Linked DNA regions of Homo sapiens: region 1 is linked to region 2. Evidence: read pairs that join two places in POLR2A ChIA-PET (ENCODE). Cell type or tissue: K562. All regions are shown on one strand. Each heading gives the region's core, and the rest is flanking DNA. Links, peaks and the distances in the headings are about the cores only. Region 1 overlaps CAND2 (cullin associated and neddylation dissociated 2 (putative)). Region 2 holds the start of LOC105376956 (a long non-coding RNA gene).

Region 1 (8,322 bases), core at 229-8,228, 54 kb after region 2:
CCAGCCTAGGTGACACAGCAAGATCCTGTCTCAAAAAAAAACAACAAAAAAGACACCCAGGTCTTTCTGAAGCTTTCAACCATGAAGCCCTGTTTTAATGGTAAACACCTTTTCACCCTTCAAAGCCCAGCTTAAAGGGCCTCAATGCTGCTAGTATTCCACAGCTCAAACTTACTAAATCACCTTTAACCTCTGCCCCCGAATCCTTCCTTTACCAGGTGGGCTCTAAGTGAAACGCAGCTGCTCCTTGGTGTATGATGGGATTACATCACAATAGGTCCATTGTAAGTTGGCTTCCAGAAGCAATCCCATCATAAGGTGAGGAGCCTGCTGAACGCTACTGCTTTTGCACCATTGTAAAGTTGAACCATTGTAAGGCGGGGGCTGTCTGTAATCAGCAGAGTTGGCATCTCTGTCCTTTAGGGGGCCACGATGAACTCCTTGGTGGCAGAAACCCAGTCAGGCCCAACTCTGAGTCCTGGCACTTGGGCGCAGTGCAGATGTTCAGTGAACACCTGTCAAACATCAACATTTACTGAGCGCTGGCTGTGTGCCTGCGGTGGTTCTGAACACTTACAGGACCTCACTCACCAAATTGTTGCAGCAACCCTATGACGCAGACACAATTAGCACCCTCATGTGCTCACGAGGAGAAACTGAGGCTCAGAGAGGATCAGGTTGCCCTGGCTGGGGTCCCACAGCTCGGAGTCAGGGCAGGACTTGACCCAGGCCATGTGGCCCCGGCACCTGCTCTGATGAGATAATAATGCCCTAACAGTGAGGCATGAGAGGTGGCATCACCCCCAGCTTCCCCTGGGTCCCCAGCTCTGCTCCACACCTCTCGGATGAGGTCCCGCCGGATCTTTGTCTCCTGGTAGAGGAGGGGCAGGATGTCATCCAGCAGGTCCCGGACTAGCGAGGGCTTGTTGTGCACAGCTGAGTTGAAGAAAGCCAGAGTCGCACGGCGCACGTTCAGGTCTGGGTCCTGCAGGCTCTCCATGAACTCTCCTGGCAGAAGAACATGAGGGGCGTGGGGGATGCACAGCCAAAGCACAAAGTCACCTCCCTCACCACCCCGGCCATCTGGTTACTGTGCACGTGCAGAACTGGCTGAATGGGGGTAAGCTGGGTGTGGTGAGCATCTACTTTGTGCCAGGCACAAACAACCCTTCAAAGGCCAGATAAGAATGTGGGCTTGAGCTGATGTGGCTTCCATTCCAGCTCTACCAATTTACTGTGGGACCTTGGAGAGCCTCAATGTCCTCATCTGTAAAATGGGAGTCGTAACAGAACCTATGCTATGGGACTGTCTTTAGAATTTAAAATGTGGTGCCTCAGCATTATCTTGAAAAAAAAAAAAAGAAAAAAATTTTTTGAATGTGGTAATGCATTAAAAGCACAGAGCAGAGTGCCTGGCACACAGCACGGACTCTGTGAATGTGAACTTGTTATTACAGGTGAGGCTCTTAAAGATCAGAGAGGTCAAGAAACTTACACAGAGTCACCAGCACTTCTCAGGATACTCCTTTTTGTACAGTGCCATGATTTGTTTTTGTTTTGTTTTGTTGTTGAGACAGAGTCTCACTCTGTTGCCCAGGCTGGAGTGCAGTGGTGTGATCTCGGCACACTGCAACCTCCACCTCTCAGGTTCAAGCGATTCTCCTGCCTCAGCCTCCCAAGTACCTGGGATTACAGGCACGAACCACCATGCCTGGCTAATTTTTGTATTTTTAGTAGAGACGGGGTTTCACCATGTTGGCCAGGCTGGTCTCGAACTCCTGACCTCAAGTAATCCACCACCTCGGCCACCCACAGTGCCGAGATTACAGGCATGAGCCACTGTGCCCAGACTTGTACAGTGCTATGATTTGAATGTCCCCACCAAAACTCATGTTGAAACTTAATTGCCATGGTAATAGTATTGAGAGGTGATTAGGTCACGAGGGTGAAGCCCTGACGCATGGATTAATGCCGTCACTACAGGAGTGGGTCAGTGATCATGGGAGGGAGCTCCTGTTAAGCCCCGCCTCTCGTCTCTCTGTCTCCCATGCTCACTTCTGCCCTTCCTTCCACCATGGGATGGCCCTCACCAGATGCTGGTGCCATGTTCTTGGACCTCCCAGTCTCCACAACTGTGAGGAATGAATTTCTCTTCTTTATAAATTACCCAATCTGTAGTATTCTGTTATAGTAGCAGAAAAGGACTATGATATAGAGTTTAAACTTAAAAAAAATTTTTTTATTATACTTTAAGTTCTAGGGTACATGTGCACAACGTGCAGGTTTGTTACATAGGTATACATGTGCCATGTTGGTTTGGAAAAAAAAATTTTTTTAGAGATGGGGGTCTCACTATGTTACCCAGGCTGGTCTCAAACTCCTGGACTCAAGTGATCCTTCTGCCTCAGCCTCCCAAAGTGTTGGGATTACAGGCATGAGCCATTACGCCCAGCCATTATAGTTTAAACATTTTAGAATTGTTAATGTTTTATATACTTAATAAAGAAATAAGGATGGGGGAATCCCTAAAAATAAAACCAAAATGCAAAAAAACTGTATTTATCATTTTTTTGTTTGAGTCAAAAGACAGTCTCGCTCTGTCGCCCAGGACGGAGTACAGTGGCACAATCTCAGCTCACTGCAACCTTCATCTCCCGGGTTCAAGCGATTCTCAGGCCTCAGCCTCCCAGGTAGCTGGGATTATAGGCGTGTGCCACCACACCCCGTTTTTTTGTTGTTTTTTTTTTTGAGATGGAGTCTCGCTCTGTCGCCCAGACTGGAGTGCAGTGGCGCAATCTCGGCTCACTGCAAGCTCTGCCTCCCGGGTTCACGCCATTCTCCTGCCTCAAGCCTCCTGAGTAGCTGGGACTACAGGCGCCCGCCAGCATGCCCGGCTAATTTTTTTATATTTTTAGTAGAGACGGGGTTTCACTGTGTTAGCCAGGATGGTCTCGATCTCCTGACCTTGTGATCCGCCCGCCTCGGCCTCCCAAAGTGCTGGGATTACAGGCGTGAGCCACCGCGCCCAGCCTACACCTGGCTAATTTTTATATTTTTTGGTAGAGATGGGGTTTTGCCAGGCTGGTCTGGAACTCCTGACCTCAGGTTATTCTCCCGCCTCAGCCTCCCAAAGTGCTGGGATTACAGGAGTGAACCACCGTACCCATACCCACCCCCTGCAAAAACAAACCAACAAAAACTGTATTTAAAATGATCCACATAACCACCCAGCTTATGAAGGAGAGAACAAACCAAGCCACTTCGAGTATTTTGACTAGCTGCCCTCTAGCGAAACACAAAAAAACTACACACGAGTATTAGTTTTCACAGAGATAAGAGTCAGCAATTCTCAGACTACTTTCTGTGTATTTCAGGATTAAGAAAATAAATATCTTGTAGATAATGGGAGCTGGGTTTCTTACTGTAAGAGAAAGGAGTTACACATATGGAAAGGGGGCTAGACTGCAATACGAAGCAGCTATGAACTCAAGGTTTTCAAAATAGGTGGGTAGGTAGGTAGAAGAGAAAGAAGAGAGAGGGAGAGAAAGAGAGGCAGGGAGGGAAAGAAGGAGGGACAAAGAAAGATGTGCATGGGTGTGCATCTGGAAGCACATGTATACACGTATGTGTTTGTGTCTCTGCGTATAGACATGCATTTCCTAGTTCTGTCTGCTGAGAGGGCCTAGAAGCAATGAGGCCCCAACAGCAACAGGCACATCTAGTGTCCAGATTTTGGATTCAAAATACCATTCTCCACTAAAAGGAATCAGGACTCCTTGGAGAAATGGCTGATTCCAGGACTGGGGCAGGAGAGGTTCGCAATGAATCTGGAGCATCTCATCGTGCCAAAAGCAAGGATACACTTAAGAGAATGATGGAGGCTGGGCACGGGGGCTCACGTCTGGAATCCCAGCACTTTGGGAGGCTAAGGTGAGTGGATCACTTAAGCCTAGGAGTTCGAGACCAGCCTGGGTAACATAGCAAAACCCTGTTTTTATAAAAAAAATTTAAAAAGTAGCCAGGTGTGGTGGCTGGCGCACATCTGTAATCCCAGCTACTTGGGAGGCTCAAGTGGGAGGATTGCTTGAGCCTGAGAGGCAGGTTGCAGTAAGGTATGACTGTGCCATTGCCTTCCAGCCTGGGTGACAGAGTGAGACTCTCTCAAAAAAAAAAAAAAAAGATTGAAACATGTCAATAAAAAATAGGAACCAGCTTGAAGGGCTTCCAATGCATCAAAATTAAAGACAGTAACAGTATAGCCCACGGAATGAAGTGGGAAGAAGCCATGAGTCTCTAATGACAAATAAATTGATGAATAAATAAGTGGGAGAGAAGAAAAAGTTCTTCCAGACAGTAGAATGCAAACTTGTAACTATGGAAAGAATAATGGAACTAGAAAGTCACCATTTGGCAAATATCACAGTAATCATTGACCCAGGCAAGAAACAACCGTGGATGCTAAACCTAGTGGGCAAAAAAATTGATGAGAACAAGGATGTTTACATAAAATACTTATTTTATGTACTCAAAAATTCATATTCATTCCAAAGGAAAAAAAGAGTAATTTTAGAGTGGAGAGAAACCATGGCGGTATCCACCTGAACTGGGTGATCAAAGTTACCATCGCCAGCCAGGGGACAAGCCACCTCCATGTGCCCCTGATGTGATGCACTGGGAAGGGCAGGAAGGCTCCCAGCAGAGCAAGGATGCTCACAGCTCCTTGCTTGTGAGCATCCACTATGATGAGGTATATTAAAGGGCCTAGTGTGGTGCCTGATACACAGTGAGAGCTCAAAAACCAGTTCAAATGTTTTAAAGCAAGCCAGAACCCCCATGTGAAGGTCGCTGGTGGTGCTAGCCAAGGGCAGCTCCGTTACAATGGAGGAAATCAGGCCGGAGGGGGGGCATGTGCCCACTGCATTAGGGCAAGGGACAAAGTTGCTGCCGATGACCTTGCTAGAGCTTCTGCACGTGTTCTCCAGTGCAGAACACGGTCACGTCTGCTGGCCCCTTGGTCCCACATAACAGGCCCCTGGCAGATGAGTATCAGCACAACCGTTCCTTTTTTTTTATTTATGAGACAGAGTTTTGCTCTTGTTGCCCAGATTAGAGTGCAATGGTACGATCTTGGCTCACTGCAACCTCTGCCTCCCGGGTTCAAGCAATTCTTTTGCCTCAGTCTCTCAAACAGCTGAGATTACAGGTGCCCACCACCATGCCCAACTAATTTTTTTTTTTTTTTTTGAGACGGAGTCTTGCTCTGTCGCCCAGGCTAGAGTGCAGTGGTGCAATCTCCGCTCACTGCAACCTTCACCTCCCGGGATCAAGTGATTCTCCTGCCTCAGCCTCCAGAGTAGCTGGGATTACAGGTGCCTGCCATCATACCCGGCTCATTTTTGTATTTTTAGTAGAGACAGGGTTTCACCGTGTTGGCCAGGCTGGTCTTGAACTCCTGACCTCAGGTGATCCACCTGCCTTGGCCTCCCAAAGTGCTGGGATTACAGGCGAGAGCCACCGCACCTGGCCCAGCACCCCCATTTTATAGCTGAGGATGAGAAGACTTGTCCACACTCACACACCCAGGGAATAGCAGGGCCAGGATTTGAACCTGAGGCAGGTGAGCTCCAAAACCTCTCTCTACTGGGCTGCCCTGCCTAGATGTGGGCTGAGACTCCAGTGTGGCCCAGTGAGGGGCTGCAGGCTCCAAGCTCTGAAGGGGCGAGGGCTCTGCCTTCCTAGGAAAAACCCAGTGGTCCTGCCGAGCCCCAGAGGGAGGTCTCAGTTCCTCTCCTCCCAGTGAAGGCTGCTTGGGCTCCTCAGGCCAGAAGGCCCCTCAGACAGAGGGCGATCTAGTGGACAGGCGGGGCCGGGGGGAGCACTCTTCCCTGCCCCACTTTGGGGCCCGCAAAAGCTAAGGCATGTGAGAGGCTGGTGGTTTTCCATTCCCAAGAGTCTATATGTTGATGAAGCATCTTCTCCCTCAGTTGCCCATGGGCTTCCAGGACAACTCTAGAAAATGCAGATAATAAGAGTTTCTCACGCCCATTTGACAGATGAGGAAAGCGAGGCTTAGAGGTGTGATGGGCATGCCACACCCACCCATGATTGAGTGGCAGTAGGAAGGCAGGGATGTGAACCCAGGCCTTTTAACTGGAGGGCCAGGCCCTGCTGCCCATCATGGGCACACCTCCCGGGTCTCCCATTGCCCTTGGCTATTGGGTAGTAAACATCAGCCCAAGCTCAAGGACTGGGTGGGGGCACTGAACAAGGTGGAGGGGCAAGAGGTAGGTGCTCACCGATGAAGCTCTTCAGGAGGGGGTCAATGGGATGGGGCTGGTCCGAGATAAGGAACTTGACCGCTGTGATGACGGTGCTCCGGGTGTGTGGCCGACCTGCAGGACAAGAAGAGGTGAGTTAGTGAGGGGCAGGGGCCAATCCTGGAGGCTCACAGATCAGAAGGTGCTTAGGCTCCTCCCCCTGCTTCCCTGGAAAACAGAACTGTACCCCCTCCCCATCTCTGGGAAAGTGGATTCTACCATTTCCCTTGGCAGCCTTGAATCTCCCCTCAATTCTTCCTGCTGCAGCTGAAACAGTAGGACTGCCAGTGCTCAGGTAACACCACAGGCTGCAAACAGGGAACCAATAACCAAGACAGGAACTGCTCCAACAAAGACCTTCCCTCAGGCCTTGGGATTTTTCAGACATGTTATCTCAATGAGTCCTAACAATGATCCTATTAATAATAAAGTAGTATTAAAAGAACCAATAAAATCACCAATAAAAATCATCTCTTTGACATATGAGGAAAGAGAGACTCAGAGGGTTTAAGTTCATGTCTAGGGCCACACAGCAGATCCAGAATTCCTGGCTGGGCCCCTCTTCCTGGGGCTGCGTTCTGGCTGGTGGTCAGGGAGGCCTAACAGAACTCGGATCACCTCCAGGCTCGGTCACAGAGAGCTTGCTTACTTGTGCTTTGCCGCTTGCTTTCTGAGTAGAGAAGCCCAGTAAAGAGGGGAAGTACATTCCCTTAATGAAGGAAACGAATGGGTGGACGCTCCACCTGCGTCTGAATCTCTCCTCAGTGGCTCGCCCCCTTTGCTCCCTGCCCAACCCCAGCACAATGCAGTGAATGGGCTAAGGTGTTTCCACCCCACAGGCTTTATGTTCAGCCTCGAGGAAAAGTTTACCATTTGGTGCTAAGGCATGAATGAATGGAAGAGTTACTGAATTCAGACTTTCAGCTTTTACCTCTTTCCCTTGCCAGCCTGACTGGCTCCCAGGAAGATTTAGGGTGGCTGATGAAGACAGGCACAAGAGAGTAAGATTAAGTGAACTGAAAACAAGAACAAGGCCAAGGACGACTGAAGGCAGGGAGGTGAGAAGGAGACTAGCAGGAAGATGTACAGAGAGCATCAATAAGGAAGTCCCAGGAACCTACTAGAAGCAGACCACTCATCTGGCTCTAAGCTTCCCAGCAGTTGGTGCTAAAAAGGAAATGTGACCGGGTGGCTGGTTCAACAGTGCACGTGAGATAGAAACAAATAGGTGTTTAGGCAAAGCAGGGCTCCTCTGCATCTTAACACTCTCGTCTCTCAAGGTTGTGTGATGTAATAGACAGTGTCCTCAACAATGTTCTTCCATCCAGTCCTGAGGCCAGACAACTGCTTCTTACGAACCCAGCAACCCAAGAAGGCCTTAACTGAAATCACTAACCTACCTAGTAACAACAGCAGCTCTTGATTTACTCAGTATTAATTACTGTAGGTACCACATAGGTTACCAAACACTGTACCTGCATTCTGTCAAGCAGAGCATCCACTGGTTCTGTAAGGGGCCAGCTGGCCAGCTCGAAGCCCACTGGCCTTTCATTCTGGGAACTCTCATTTTCCTAGGAGCCTGATGACCCTACCTGTCTGCTTTCCACCTCCTGAAGCTAAGACACCTGGTGTGCCAAAACACGACAAGCCAAAACGCCTGCCCCTCCTGGTTCTTGCCCAGCCCTCTCCAAGCCTCGGGGGCATGTCAGCCTGTCCCCGTCTATACTGACGTCTGCTCTTGGCTCAGGCTAGCCGAAAGAGCTGACCCTCTGCAGGCTGCAGTCTACGGCTACTGGGAAAACTGTTTTTGTTGACCTCTGTGTGGAGCACTAAGCTACTGTCCACATCAAGGATTATGAAGTTGGCATCATGAGGTTTTTTGTTTTGTTTTTTTTTTTGGTAGAGGCAGGGTCTCACCATGTTGCCCAGGCTGGTCTCAAACTCCTAGGCTCAAGTGATCCACCCACCTCAGCCTCCCCAAAGTGCTGGGATTACAGACATGTGC
Region 2 (8,322 bases), core at 155-8,154:
CACGCCTGTAATCTCAGCACTTTGGGAGGCTGAGGCGGGTGGATCACCTGAGGTCAGGAGTTCGAGACCAGCCTGGCCAGCATGACAAAACCCTGTCTCTACTAAAAATACAAATATTACCCAGGTGTGGTGGCACACACCTGCAATCCCACCTACTTAGGAGGCTGAGGCAGGAGAATCACTTGAACCCGGGAGACGGAGGTTGCAGTGAGCTGAGATCACGCCACTGCAGCCCAGCTTGGGTGGGTGACAAAGCAAGACTCTGTCTCAAAAGAAAAAAAAAAAAAAGAAAAGAAACCCAGGGGTCCACCCAGGCTGAGAGCTCCTGAGTTCTGGTGCTGAGCCTCCTGAGTTTCTGGAACTTCAGGCTCTGAATCATGGTGGGGGCCAGAGATTTTTACTCAGTATGGGAGGACACGTGAGTTAGGACTCATTTCTTGGTCCGTAAGGCTGTGCAAGCATCCCCTGGCAACTCCAGCCAGCTTTGCTGCTGAAGGAAGCTGTAGACAAAGAGTGCAGAGAAGCCCCCCAGGCACCCCCCTCCCCAGTGGAGCAGGGCCTGGAAAGTCAGTGGCCTTCCTTTCTTCACAACCTCAGTCGCTCTCACCCCTGTGGCCAGTGTGGAAACTGGGATGCTGGGAAGCTTGCCCAGGCACCTTTGACCCCGCAAGTCCCTGGAGCTCTGCCTTGGGTAGGGCTGCAGGCCCCTGAGTTGCCCAGGCAATGCCTCCGGGAGTGCCAAGGCAGGAAACTCACTAGAGAGCTGGAGCTTTAAGAAAACTTCATGCCTAGGCCCCATCTTCAGCACCATGGATTTCCTTGGACTGAGAGAACCACTGGTGTGTTGAAGGCTTACCCAGTGATTTGAGAGTGTGGCCAGGATGGAGAAGCACACACTTCTGGATGCTGTCAGCGGAGGCCTTTGACCCAGGGCTTCTGCAGAACTAGTCAAGAACCAGTGGCTCCTCCACTACCCACAGCCCTGGACAATGACAGGCTGGGCAAGACAGACACATATTGGTGGGCACAAAAGATCTGTTTCTGTTCCTGCTTGGGGTGTTTCTGTGTGGGAAAAGAAATCCCTTCTTTCTTCATCTGGAACAGGAATTAAAAGAAATTAAAGAATGTGTAAGCAGAAACTCAGTTGTATGTAAGAAAACCTAATTCCCTCTGAGAAAGAGAAAGAGCTGGAGTCCTTTAAAATTAACTGCCTGTTTTTCTGTGGCTGTTGAGCCTTATCTCTCCTCCTTTCCCAGGCATTGTGAAGACCCTGTTTCCCTAGCTGTGCAGCTGCAAGGTCACTAGACAGATAAACTCAAGTTGCAAAACACGTTTTCCTAGAAAAGTAAGAAATCATGTAATGCATGTTTCAATTGAATAACTGTCTTTGTTTCTCACTTCTGTAGTATTTCCCCTGCACAAATCTCCCCCAACCCACAAAATGCTTAAAAGTTAACTCTTCGTTTGGGGCTCAGTCCTTTGGATGTTAATCCGACTGGGCCGGTGCACCTAAGTAATTAATAAATATCCTCCTGAGCCCCATTGGTCTCTCTGATTCCTTAAAAATCCCGCAACACCTCAAGGCCCAAAGCCAGCAGAACTGCTCTTCCACCTGGCCCTTCTAGTATGTTTGTGAATATGTTTCCTGGAGGAAGTTGTAATTCTACTGTCCCCTCTGGAGGCAGGCAGGGCTGAGGTCTGGAGGAGGCAGGGGCTCCCAGGAACAGTGAGACCTCTGAGCTGCTGTGTCTACATGGGGTCCTGGGTTGTGGACAGAGGCAGGTTGCTAGTTAGCACATAGACCAGTCAGAGGAGGCCCAAGAAGGAGTTGCAGCTGTTCTGGGCTGCGTTTGGGAACCTACGGCTGAGTGTGGCAGGCCTGTGGCAGTTGCCAGAAGCTGGCCCTGCAAGCCAGGGTGTGACCCTGCTGCTCTGTTGTCTTGCTCTCTGGGTCCTGTGGTGCTAGGAGGAGTCTTCTGGATGCTTCCTTCCAGGCCTGGGACAGAAAGTCAAGGGAAGAAGAGCATGGCCTGGTGGCCAGCCTGCCAATGACAAGTAGCTCTAGTGGGGAGAGGCCTAGGGACCAGGGCTGGATTCCAGGATCCATTCGGCAAAGGATCTCTGGCCAGCCACTACCCTCAGAGAGCAGTTATGAAGGAAAACCAGGTCAAGAAGCTGACGCCTGTCCCACAGGAGCTCACAGACTCAGGGTCAGACAGCCCTGGCAATGGGGAGGGACCTCTGTGACACTCGGGGCTGCAGCCACAGACTGAGACTGTGTCCGTGGGGTGTGCAGTGGAGACTTACCATGGTCACGGGCAGCACAGGTGGGAAATTGCACCAGTCACAGGCGGCCTGCAGGCCAGCCCTGAGCTGCAGGTGGGTTTTGTTTTATGTTCTGCAGTTTTTCTTTTAATCTGAAGTTTTATGACTCCAGTGTTTAACACACACACACACACACACACACACACACACACACACCCAAGATCATGTACAAAAATGCTGATTCCTGTGTCTCTTCAAAACGTCTTGCAGCCCCAGGCCTCCATTCTGCTTGCTGCAGCCGCTGGAACCACAGATGCTCCCTGGCAGGGCCACCATACCCTCCAGCACCAGCTCCTCACCTCATGCCTCTCAGGCAGATTTGGATCATCTGCCTGGCCAGGTAGGCCTGCAAGCCTATGGCCCCTGGGAAAGATATAATAAATGCCGTTGGCTTTTGATTTGCTTTTCTTGTTGCAGAAGGGGTTTTCTTGGGACAAAATTTGAGTGGAAAAGCATCCCAGACAGAGGTAACAGAGGTACAGATGCACGGACAAGAAAGGCCCCTGAGGTGTGGAGAGTATTGGTTCCACGGAACGGGTCCCCAGTGGTTTTATGATCAGGCAAGTTGGGAACACCAGTCCCAGTGTGCACATCACCACAGGGGCTGCACAAATGGATTCCAGCAATGGGGAGGCCAGCAGGTGCCCATGGCGCAGGTCCTGACGGCACATCAGGAACAGAGGTCTTGAAGGCACATCTTGAAGGCCTGCATCCTGTGGTCAGTGGGTACCCACCGAAAGGTTCCTCTGGAAGCCAACTCTGCTAGGTGGTGTCAGGTGTGTGCAGCTTCCACCATTCTAGGGCACCCTAGAAGTCAGCCTTCAGCTCGGCCTGCTTCAATATGGAGATGGTTTTTAACCCTTTGTTATTCTGTTGGGACTCTGGACATTTAGACGTCTGTGCAGGGGGGCTCATGAAGAGACCAACTTCCCTGATAGGCCTAGATATGGCCTAGCCTGAGGCAGAAAGGGAACACAATTGGGGCTGGATGTTCTTTCAGCTTCCCTTGCAGAGATCACTGACAGAGTGGTCAGCTTGGCCAAGCTTCTGCAAGGGCTGGCTGTGATGTCTGGGAGGGAGGCAATCCCCAGAGCAGGAATGCCTTCCCTGGGGCTCATATCCTTGCAGGGGAGGAGGCGGCCATCCTCCCTTCAAAGCCTCCTTCACTGCAGCCCATGGGAGGCGAGTGACCTGGGGGATCCGTGCCCAGGGCAAACCTCTGGGCTCTAGCTTAGCCCCACCTCCGAGGAACATTCACAGCCCTTCGGGAGGAGAGCCCTGCTGCAGGAAGACTCTAGGGGAGGGCCCAGCTGCGGGGTCCTGGGCTGTTGGTGACAGTACCCCAGGCTCCAAACTCTCTGTGCCCGGGGGGCAATTCCCTTCCCTGGTTGCAGCAGATTCCCACCCCGCCCTGCCCCACTGCCCGCCCCACGGGGAAGTGGCCCGGGAGTGGAGGCGTGGACAGGCATCCCGGTGTCTCGAGTCAGGCTGTCGGGCCAGCCTGGACAGCACGGCCCGCGGAGGGCAGACAGGGCGCACGGAGCAGGCCCCAGGCTCCAGAGCAGCCGCTGACAGGCTGTCCAGCTGCATCGGGTCTCCATGGAGACGGAAGCGGGGCCACAAGGTGGTGAGCGGCGGGGGGCGGGGCTTCCAACGGCCATCAGCCCCGCCCAGCCTGGGCAAAGAGAGCCCGGCCTGGGAGGCGGAGCCAGGGACCCCCGGGCTGAGCCTGATTTCTGAGGGCGGCCGGGGCCACCTCCCTCCAGACGCTGCTGCCCCCACGCGGACGGGCGCCCTCTGCGGGTCCCGTGGCTCCCGGCCCTGCTCAGCGCCTCCAGAGCCCTCACCCGGGCCCTCTCCGCTGGGTCCACAGGGTCCTCAAAGCGCTGGCCCAGACGCGGGGTCACTCTCCTGAGCCTCCCGACCTTCCCATGGGTCCTTTGGAGCCCTGGGTTTTGGAGTTTGTCTTTCCTAAGTGCCGCTCGCCCGGACGCGGCTGCTGCAGGACCACAGCCGACCGAGTGCGGCCGCGTCCCCTGCAGGCCACCCGTCAAGGGCACAGGGGAGAGGCGCCCCAAGCCACAGAGTCGCAGAGCTGCCAGGAGCTGACCCTTCGGGTGGGGAGAGGACACTAACTCGGGTCCTCTCCACTTCCTCAAGGTTCCTTCTCACCTGCAGTGAACGGCTCCCAGCACCTCTGGGGCCTTCCTGTTTCATTGATGTCAGCAACTGATCATTGATCATCTCTGGTGTGCAGGGACAGAGAAGACAGACCCGCTGGCCCCCCCGGGTGGGCGAGGGAGTCTAGTCTATCTGAAGAAAACTCCCATAGAGATAGGGGCTAGGAAGGAGACACCAGGAAAAGTGAAGGTGGAAGATGGGGGTGACCCTACTGCGGATGGGGTGCTCAGGGAGGGTTTCTTTGAGGGGGTGACATTCACTAGATTGACCAAGGGACGGTCAGGGCCTGTGAAAGTATTTTAAGAGAGGGAATGGCAGTGTCCAGTGGACTGTTTCAGGGATGGAAATAGGGCAGCAGGGTGAGGGGTGTGAGCCAGGCAGGCAGGGCCCAGACACCATGTGATGGGTACAGGGGTGGGACCCATGGAGGCTCTGAGAAAGGCCTGGGCCTCAGAAGACAGGGAAACAGGAAGACCCACTTCGAGGCCTCACAACCTTCTAGGGCACAGACGGTGAAAATGGCTCAGGCCAGAATTTGGTTTAGGTTTCAGAAGGGTGCTGGGTGCCTCATGCTCTTCTTGAGGCTAAAGGGCTCCAGCTCCTTGGACCCTTTCCATGCAGACATTGTTCTGGGGCCCCCACTACATGGACACCCTTCTGATGTTGTCTGCAGCCAGGCAGGGGTCGTGGGCCAACCCGCCCCTTCCTTGGCCAAGTGGACAGATGAAGGGAGCCTCTGGGGGCAGGATTGCTGGACTGGGAATTAGACTTGGAGTGTAATCAAAATGCCCCACAGGCCCCACCTCTTCTCTGGAGCTCGACTTCTTCAAGAAAACTGGAAACAAAGGGATGGCAAGACCAACTCTCAGGACCCTTGCCCTTCCATCCCATGATGCTTTTAGACAGTTCCCAGGGGCCACCTTTTTCAGGAAGAATTATCAGGATATAGGAAAGTAAAGGGAGGAAACGTGTTTTGAGTGGCACTTAGATCAGGCTCTAGACTGGGTGTTGGTTTGGTGGGGTTTGCTTTTTCTCCCGCCCCACACCCCTTCACAAAACCTGGGTCCTGGCTAGGCTGGGAGTGAGATTCCTGTGTCTAGATTTTCATCATTCCGTGTTGCACAGGAAGTCTAGGGAAAAGGAGACAGATATTAGCAAGTGTATAAAAGAAAATTTAGCCAGAGAAAACCTAGAAGAGGAATGAAGATGGGGGGATTATGAATGGCAAAGGACGAGCTGGGGGAGAGGGAGTTGGGCGTGGGGCTGGGACAAACAGAAAGGAGGTGGGGGAGGGGCCAGGGAAATAAAGTCCAAGAGGTCAGCAGGCACCAGAAGCCATAGCCTTAGTTGGGGCATCAGGAGAGCAGCAAGCTGCATCTACCTTGGAAAGATGGAGAGAAGACTGCAGTGAGCGGAGTGGGGAGGAAGGGGGAAGTGGCAGGGCAGAGGAAGCAGGGTACAGACAGGAGAAAAGAGATGGTGCCCTGGGCCAGGTGGCTGCCACCGCTACCATCGCCAGAAGTGGAAAACTCTTTGCCTTCTCCTTACCACTGTCACTATGACACCCCAATTCTTTCTGCTCCCCCTTCTTTAGTAATAGGTGCTGGCAAGTAAGGAGCAGTCTGATTTGAGTTTGCGAAGGAAACCCTTGGAGGTAGCTGTGAACCCATGAGGCTTGCCAAGTAGGGAGCTCAGGATCCCCAAGATTGGATGAGGAAATAAGCTTAGTGAGTGACAGTTCCACCAGCCTTCCCCAGAGTCACAGTAGGCGTCCACTGCCCCTGCGGGTCCCCAGGCCTGCTCTACTGGGTGGCCTCTCGGACCCAGGGCTGCACTTCCAATGCTCTGCAGACACATCTCGGGCTTGAATCCCATCTCACTGATTCCACAAATATTGACTGAGGGCCTACTGGATGCGAGACCTGTGTGGCTGTGGGGGAGGCAAGGTCCCTGCTTCAGTGGGAGTGACAGGTGTAAAGCAGGATGATTTCAGAACCTGAGAAGGGGGACAAAGCAGAGAACTGGGAAGTGGCTGGGCGGGTGCGGTGCAGCCTGGGATGGGGTAAACAGCAAATCTTTGCCATCTGTTCCTGTCCGGATATCATGGAAAATGCTACCCGATCTCTCTTGCACCTCAGTGTCCTCAGCTGGTTGGTAGAGTTTGAGCTTCCCCACTGCCTGACCCTGCTCTCTGGGCTGTCTCTAGGGAGTCTGCCCTTCTCAGGCCTGCTCCCCACCCTCTATGGCTCTCAATTCCTCCCAAGAAGAATGTTCCTCTAAAAGGAGGCCGCTGGCCACAAAGGGAGATGAACAAGCCAAGGTAGCCTGGCCTGCACTTGGGGCCACATGGCTCCTTAGGCCCGGCCTGGGTGGACACTGGAAGGAGCTTTGTCTGTGGGTTTTGCCCTGTTGCCTGGAGCCCCTTCCCTATGGTGTCTTGACTCAGCCCAGCTCGCTGAGCCTGGAGCCCAGGCTTCTAGAGAAGAGATGTCAAGGTCTACCACAGGGCACAGGCCAGAAACAACTTGTCCGATGCCAGTGAAAGCCAGGCCTGGGGAAGGCTCCTCTTCTCACAGGGCTGGCACTCCCAGAGGGGACACGGCACGGCAGCAAGTTGGAGGCACAGACTCTGAGGGGCCCTTGGTGGGGAGCTCAAACAGGACCCACAGGGACCCTCTCTCTGGGGTTGCAAACTGGCACTGGGTGGAGGGAGATTCAGTATTGACACCTGGGGGACCCTCAACCCCAAAGTGGATTTAAAGGACAGTGGCACACTGGGGAGACAAGAGGCTCCACAACACTCCCATGCTTGCCCCAGCCTGCTTCTTGCTTCCCGTTCCTGCTCTTTGTTGGGGAAGGAGAATCTTATATGACTGGTTGAACTCCAGGATAGTCCCTGACCACCATCAGTAGTGGGCAGGGTCACCATATGTTCAAGGCTGTGCACACCGAGCCACTGGCCATGCACATGGGCGGGGCCTTCTGGACCTTCATCAGGCCCCTTAGGAACCCATGAAGAAGCTCCCTGATAGGTGCTGATGGGCATCTGCACCCATAGATTCACTGCCTGAAATGGAAACACTGGGTTCCTGGGAAACTGGAACCTGCCTTATGAAAGCCCCCATTCCCATCACCCCCTCCATCCCTCGGGGCTGCTGCTGTGTCTTGCCATCAACCCTCCCCAGACCCCCAGGACACCTGCCTCACCCAGAAGCACCCCTTCAACCTGGGCCTCGATGAAGGCTCACTCCTCCGTCAGGCCTCTGAGGGGGGATGGCTCCGTGCCACTTTTAGCAAAAGGGGAAACCATCGCAGCAGAAAGGCCAATGCCACACTAGACAGCCAGGAGCCCAGCAGAACAAGTGGCCCCCTAAGGCACTTTGGGGACCACACCCCCGTCACTCTGACCCCAGCACAACTGGTTCCCAGGCCTTCGGGATCCTCCTGGGAACCTCTCAGCATGATTAACACAGGCAGACGGGACCTGAAGGGGCCGCTGGTCCTTCTGAAAATGTTCACCAGGCAGTGTGAGTGTGGAGAGGCCATGCGCAATGTGTGGGACTCTGCCCTGCACCCACTCAGAGCCTCAGCCCTTCAGAGCCACTAATAATGATTTGCTGTGGGTGGGGTCATCCTGATACTTCCCTGAGGTCTCTTTTCCTTTCAATTTTTCTGAGTAACTGAGAGGATCATATGACTGCATGCCACCTAAACTAGGGTTTGCACAGCCCCCTTTCTGTGCAGGGAGGGCGCAAAGCAGCAGAGTGTCTGTGACCCACCTGCCACTTTTCCAATGCTACTACAAGATTTGCAGGA

Evidence for each region. ChIA-PET counts read pairs that join two places held together with the same protein. Peaks named below come from ENCODE experiments on the same cell type or tissue, not always from the same donor. Only the 100,000 strongest peaks of a DNase experiment are listed, where the experiment ranks them.
Region 1: POLR2A ChIA-PET joins it to region 2 with 5 read pairs; 7 of 35 experiments call an interaction of 5 or more read pairs at or near these places.

The regions. Positions count from the first base shown.
Region 1 is chr3:12,818,156-12,826,477 of GRCh38, reverse strand. It overlaps CAND2 (cullin associated and neddylation dissociated 2 (putative)), which reads right to left. Exons shown (of 15, transcript NM_001162499.2): 11 at 6,297-6,392; 12 at 839-1,008. Among named protein-coding and RNA genes, the nearest start is that of SNORA7A, 18 kb to the left of the region's middle. In K562, for the core only: a CTCF peak has its summit at 3,277; a DNase peak (open chromatin) is centred at 3,290.
Region 2 is chr3:12,871,928-12,880,249 of GRCh38, reverse strand. It overlaps LINC02022 (long intergenic non-protein coding RNA 2022), which reads left to right. Exons shown (of 3, transcript NR_136189.1): 2 at 1,257-1,345; 3 at 2,536-2,728. It overlaps LOC105376956 (a long non-coding RNA gene), which reads right to left and starts at 1,951. Exons shown (of 5, transcript XR_940601.4): 1 at 1,863-1,951; 2 at 857-1,095. RefSeq lists enhancers at 3,060-3,572, 3,573-4,086 and a silencer at 3,980-4,219. In K562, for the core only: a CTCF peak has its summit at 4,114 (motif pointing left); DNase peaks (open chromatin) are centred at 859, 1,751, 3,939, 4,403 and 1 weaker place; H3K4me3 peaks cover 933 bases.